Regions from separate parts of the Homo sapiens genome. Here region 1 is linked to region 2. The links are chromatin loops, found by intact Hi-C in ENCODE. Cell type or tissue: psoas muscle. All regions are shown on one strand. Links, peaks and the distances in the headings refer to the core of each region. The heading gives the core; the rest is flanking DNA. Region 1 overlaps MAP3K14 (mitogen-activated protein kinase kinase kinase 14). Region 2 holds the start of SPATA32 (spermatogenesis associated 32).

Region 1 (2,904 bases), core at 136-2,635, 51 kb after region 2:
GGCTAAGCCTCCTTTTCCTCCCAACCCTCCTGGCTATCCCTAGTATGGACCAGAAACACCTACCTTTTAATTCTGGCCCAGTAAAAGGAAACTTTAATGTCAGTAGAAGGTGGGTGGTAGATTTTGGCTACAATAATTCTTTGCACTTACAGGGGCCACCATCCAGATATGACATCATGACATCATGCTTCACCCACAAGGAAGAGCCTCTCACTGAGAGGAGCCAGGCAGATCAGCTAGGATAACACCCAGAGTATGCATGCACCTCCTGCACAGAAGAAAGATGCAGAAGAGCTTCGTGCACTGTGGGTTTGGACCCCTGTAATCAATCATTGAAAGTTACTAAATACCCACTCTAGGTGAGATACTGCTTGGCTAGGTAGGAAAGTGCCCTAAAGGTGTGGGCAACCTTTGAGACTTCCTGGTAATTGTATTTTCTTATCAACCTTGACCTCCTTTTGATTACATGAACCTCATGGTATAAGACAGCGTCCAACAAATAGCTTTCTGTTTACTTTTTCTTAGACCCAGGGCAGCAGCTGCTGTGGCTCCACCCTTCCCAGGCCTGGCAGAGCTTGCAGAAAGGCTGAGAGTGATAGGGTTGTGGTAGGGGAATAAAAGGAGAAGCTAGTTTAAAAAAAAAAATCCTGCTTCAGGATTAGTTCCTTCGTTCCCTGGCAGCAGAGTACAGTGAAGAGTCTGGGTTTTATAGTTCAGGCTCTGCCATTAACTAGCTGTGTGGCCTTGGGCAACCCACTTGGCTTTCTTGGGCCACCATTTTCTCTTCTGCATTTTCTCACTGCAAAAAATGTGAATGATCATGTCCAGGCTATAATCCTAACAGCTCTTTCTGGACAGTGAGGTTAAGGTTATTTAGCCATGCCAGCAGGAGGTGACTACTGGTTGGTCCAGACTGATGGGGTATGGGTACAGGGGCTGGGTTGGTAGTCTGCCAGAGACAGGGAACGAGATTATTTGCAAGAGCTGCAGCTTCATTAAAGTCAAGCCCTCCTTGTAGTTGGTCCTGGACATTGCTTATAGATGTCCCTGACCATAATCGGTCAAGTTCAACACCAACTGCACTAGTCCAGAACAGTGTCTGAAGAAAATCTCTGCGTTAATGGACACCTGATAGTGGCTTTAGCAGAAAGAGCGTCAGGAGAAGCTGTAGTAACCAGAACCTGGGAGGGAGGGATGGCTCAGGAGTACCCCCTGCTGCTTCTTTCTTGGTACAAATCCTGGTCCTAGAAGTGTAGACAACTGAGATGGTGGCAGGCTTGGGATTCCTAAAGCTTTCTGAAATCCAGGGTTTAATCTAGCCTTTACAATCGCTGGAGCTCTGCAGAGACTCCAACTCAGGTGGCTGAAAAGGAGGCAGGTGGAAAAGCGTTCCTAAAAGGTTTTTCACACCAAAATAGGGCTTGTCTCTCTGCTCTCTGCCAAGGGATTTCCCAGCTCCCCAGGGCCAAAGCTCCCCTCCTGCTTCTTTGCTGACTGTCACTGGAAGCAGGCCATTTTCCACCCTCAGGGTGGCTGGACTTAGGAGTCAGTGACACTGCTGATCTGGGCTCTGTGCCCCGTCCACGATCCCCCCTCCGCTGTCAGCCCACTGGCCCCAGAAGCCTCCTGTTTACCTCCTGCCCCCTGCCTCCATAGCCCTGGGGCTGGGATGAGGCTGATTTGTGGCAGAGGGCTCCTCACGAAGGTCTGCTCAGGACTTTCTCTGCAACTGTGCTGGGGAATAAATCGCCTGTCACCTACACCCCTGCATGGGTGACTCACCTTCCAGAGAAAGTGCTCTGCTCACCTAAGCAAAGCTGCTTGGAAAATGACTAAGGCACCTATCAAATGCACTCTGTGGGGCCAACCAGTTATGGAGCAAGGTCCAGGCACACTCTGCCTCTCACCTCCAGCCTGAAGTCAAGTGCAGAGCTGCCACGCCAGGCCTGCTGGTTTCATTTTCATCTGAACCGAGCTCCACATGAGGCTTGACATCCGGTGATCTATTTTTTCTAAAAACTAGCTTCACTTTAGAAATGACTCTTCGGCCATCAAGTCAGCTTCCCCAAGAGAAAACAAAATGTTATTTAAAGGGAACAGTAGCCTGGTGAGAGCCTATATTTTTGTTTTGTATTAAGGTGAAAAAAGACTTTAAAATATAACATGAAACTTTTTTTTTCCCTTGTGAGATTAAAACAAACGTTTTTCTTTCAAGAGATGGGGTCTCGCTATGTTGCCCATAGCTACTTGACCTCCTGGGCTCAAGTGATCCTCCCGCCTCAGCCTCTCAAGTAGCTGGGACTAAAGAAACACACGTCACCATTCCAGGCTTCTTGTGAGATTTAAAGGGGAATCTGCAAGTCCTTGACTGCAGATCGTGGGCCCCCAGACAGAGTCTCAGAGAGAAGCTGACAAAGACATCTTTACGAGGGGGAAAGGGTGGTGAGCTGGGGATGCCATGTGGTAGTGGGAACCTCATCCCACAGAACCAAATGTTCCCTCCTGTTCCCCCAAAGAACAAGTCCTTGCTGATCTACATGCCATACAGTATTTTCCCTTTCCTCACCTCCAGGATTAATGCAGGAACCTACTTGATCACGTGTGGGACACAGGAAGCCCCTAGACAGGCCTAGCTGTGTCTCCAGCTCAGAGTTAGGATTGTCAACTGGGCAGAGCCTGGACCTTTGTAGCCTCATTTGGAGTATGGTGAGGGCAGTATATAGTGTAAGACAGGGAGAACCCGAGAGCTGAAGCTTTTAGACTGAAGGACTGTCCCCCTAAAGGTCCTACTGAGAAAATGACTCTGGCCTGTCAGGCAGTCTGACCCTTCTTGACATCATCTTACAGAAAACAGGTTTAGTCACAATGCAGTAATTGGCAACTACTACTGCTACTATTACTACT
Region 2 (2,904 bases), core at 174-2,673:
AATGCTTTTTCTGCATTTATTGAGATGATCATATGGTTTTTCTTTAATATGATATTATATATGTTATACATAACATACGTTATAATACATTAACATATGAGTAATGTTATATTATTTGAGTGATAATTCTTTTATATTTTTATATTCTGTTTATGGTAAAATACATTGTTTTTTTTGAGACAGGGTCTCACTCTGTTGCCCAGGCTGGAGTTCAGTGGCGCAATTTCAGCAACCTCAACCTCCCTGTCTCAAGTGATCCTTCCACCTCACCTCTGGAGTAGCTGGGACTACACGTGTTCACCACCACCCCCAGCTAATTTTTGTATTTTTTGTAGAGATGGGTCTTGTTATATTGCCCAGGCTGGTCTTGAACTCCTGGGCTCAAGCTATCCACCTGCCGTGGCCTCCCAAAGTGCTAGATTATAGGTGTGAGCTACCATGCCCAGCTATAAATTTATTTTTTAAAATGTTAAATCAGCCTTGCGTTACTGGGATAAACCTCATTTGGTTGTGATATATTACCCTTTTTCTATGTTGTTGAATCTGATTGGCTTTTTTTCAGAATTTTCACATGCATATTCATGAGGGATATCGGTGTATAATTTTCTTTTCTTGTAATGTCTTTGTTAGGTTTTGATAGGGAGGATGGCTTCGGCCCGGGAGGCAGACGTTGCAGTGAGCCGAGATGGTGCCATTGCACTCCAGCCTGGGTGACAGAGCAAGACTCTGTCTCAAAAAAAAAAAAAAAAGGAGATGAGGTCTCAGTATGTTGCCCAGGCTGGTCTCAAACTCCTGAGCTCAAGCGATCTTCCCATCTTGGCCTCCCAGAGTGTTGGGATTACAGGCGTGAGCCACCATGCCTGGCCTAATTTCTTACCTCAAATTCATATCTTGTATGTCCAGACTCTTAAGTGTGGCTGCCACGGTTCTGCCTGTCTGACCCCTGTCTCCCTTTCTAGTCTGTCATCTCTCCATACCCCACTCTCCTCGCCCTATTCATCCTTCATCCTTTCACCCAAATGAGAAACCTGGGTCATTTGTGACTCCTCCTCCCTCCGCAGCTACTGCCCTCCTACCCCTGATGCTGTCCTCATCTCCCAGTACCAGAGCCAGCACACACCCATGACTTCCTACCCTTTGGCACTTGGTGCTGAGTGCTTTGCACATTCAGTCTTCATACCTACCCTATGCCCAGTTGGCCACGGCTCTCCTCTCACAGATGAGGAAACGTGTATGAGGTCATGCAGCTATTAAGAGCAGCACACGACCCAAAGGCAGGTCTGGCTGGCTCCAAACTCTGGGATGCTACTCACTGCACTGTCTTAAATCTCTTTAGTCTTCCAGTGGGACCACTGCAACTATGTCCCCCTCCAACCTGGATTTTCAATGACCTCAGAGTGAGCCTGCTACATCTCACTTGTCTCCGGTTACCCCCAGACTCCATGTGGCCTCTTGGTCTGATCTCTACCTTCATTTTTCATCTCTTGGCATCCAGCTTCCTGTCCCTCACCCTAAGCCGAAGCTACCCCCAGAGTACCGCAGGCCTTTCTGCACCCAGTGCCTTTGCAAATGCTATTTCTTATACCTGGAAAGCCTTCTTCTGGCAAAGTCCTACTCATGCCTGAAAGCCCAATTCAAATAATCAGTGTAATCCTCTCCATGACAGACCTGGCTGTCTAATCTACGTTTTACCTTACAGGCGTGAGCCACTGCACCCGACCTCTGGTTTTTTTTTTTTTTTTTTTGACAGGGTCTTGCTCTGTGGCCCAGGCTGGAGTGGCAGCATCATAGCTCACTGCAACTCCTGGGCTCCAGTGAGCCTCCCAGCTCAGCCTCCCAAGTAGCTGGGACTACAGGCTCATGCCGCCACACCTGTCTAATTTTAAACATTTCCTGTAGAGGACAAAGTCTCGCTATGTTGCCTAGGCTGATCTTGAACTCCTGGCCTCATGTGATCCTCCCACCTCTGCCTCCCGAAGTGTTGGGATTGCAGGCGTTGAGCCATCATGCCCACCTAATTTTTGACCGTTTTTAATGCTGGCCCATGCCCTTCTGGGAGAGAGGATCCCCAAAAGAAAGCCACCATTTCAGTGGGGGATCTGACGCCCCTATGGGAAGGGGAGACACAGGGCACTGGGGGCAAACATCTTTGCTCATTGGTTCAGAGAAGAGTACAAGGCATCAACGAAGCGCTCCGTAAAAATGTGCTGAAGACTGCCGCTCCTCCCTGCAAAGCCTCAAGCATCAAGGAGGGACAACTGGATGTGATTTTTTGGATCTGCAGTTCAGGATAATTCATGAGTCGTTTCCTGTGCACAAGGCCATTGCTCCTTCTGTGGTCTCAGAACCCCTTCAAGAACCACTGACTCTGCAGTCCCTACTCCAAGGCGCGCATGCGTGTCCGTGAGAGCACATGGGTGTGCACCGCGCAGGGGCTGAGGCTGGGAGCCGTAGTCAGGGGCACCGGGTGGGCTTTGGCGGCGGGTCGACCTGCCTTTCAGGTGCCGGGGGTTTGGGAGCAGGGGAACGGGCCCTGGGCGGATTCCTGACCGCCCCCTTCGCGCCCCTCCCCCTCTCACTTTCGCTTTCCCCGCCTGCCCCAACCCTCGCCCCCGGGCGCTCGGCCGCTCCCACCTGTCACCCCCATGCAGACCGAGGCTCTGTCCTGGAGGCGGGGAGCGGGCTGGTGGATGCTGCCTCTCCGCCTCCAGTGTGCTCTTTGGCTGAGGGACTGGTGGGCGCTGGAAATATTAGAGGCGCCGGTGCCTGTGATGTCGCCGCCTCTGTGACGTCCCCGCCGCGACCCCACAGGCAGGGAGCCGCATTTAGGTTTCGGGCGGGCGGACGGGGGACGGCCCGAGTGAGGCGTCCTCCGAAGGCTGCGGGCCCGAAGCCAGAACTCCT

Evidence for each region. A loop is a pair of places that touch in the nucleus more often than their neighbours do. Peaks named below come from ENCODE experiments on the same cell type or tissue, not always from the same donor. Only the 100,000 strongest peaks of a DNase experiment are listed, where the experiment ranks them.
Region 1: a loop joins it to region 2, with 2.5 times the contacts of the local background. A loop is called at or near these places in 66 of 110 quality-filtered maps.

The regions. Positions count from the first base shown.
Region 1 is chr17:45,310,378-45,313,281 of GRCh38, forward strand. All of the region lies in intron 1 of MAP3K14 (mitogen-activated protein kinase kinase kinase 14), which reads right to left. Among named protein-coding and RNA genes, the nearest start is that of MAP3K14, 5.2 kb to the right of the region's middle. In psoas muscle, for the core only: a CTCF peak has its summit at 1,184 (motif pointing left); DNase peaks (open chromatin) are centred at 564 and 1,914; H3K4me3 peaks cover 2,500 bases; H3K27ac peaks cover 2,500 bases.
Region 2 is chr17:45,259,370-45,262,273 of GRCh38, forward strand. It overlaps SPATA32 (spermatogenesis associated 32), which reads right to left and starts at 2,725. Exons shown (of 5, transcript NM_152343.3): 1 at 2,635-2,725. The coding sequence starts at 2,647. All of the region lies in intron 2 of MAP3K14-AS1 (MAP3K14 antisense RNA 1), which reads left to right. RefSeq lists silencers at 2,369-2,488, 2,559-2,608 and enhancers at 2,557-2,904, 2,639-2,728. In psoas muscle, for the core only: no CTCF peak of the experiment used is centred there; DNase peaks (open chromatin) are centred at 1,192 and 2,522; H3K4me3 peaks cover 549 bases; H3K27ac peaks cover 2,152 bases.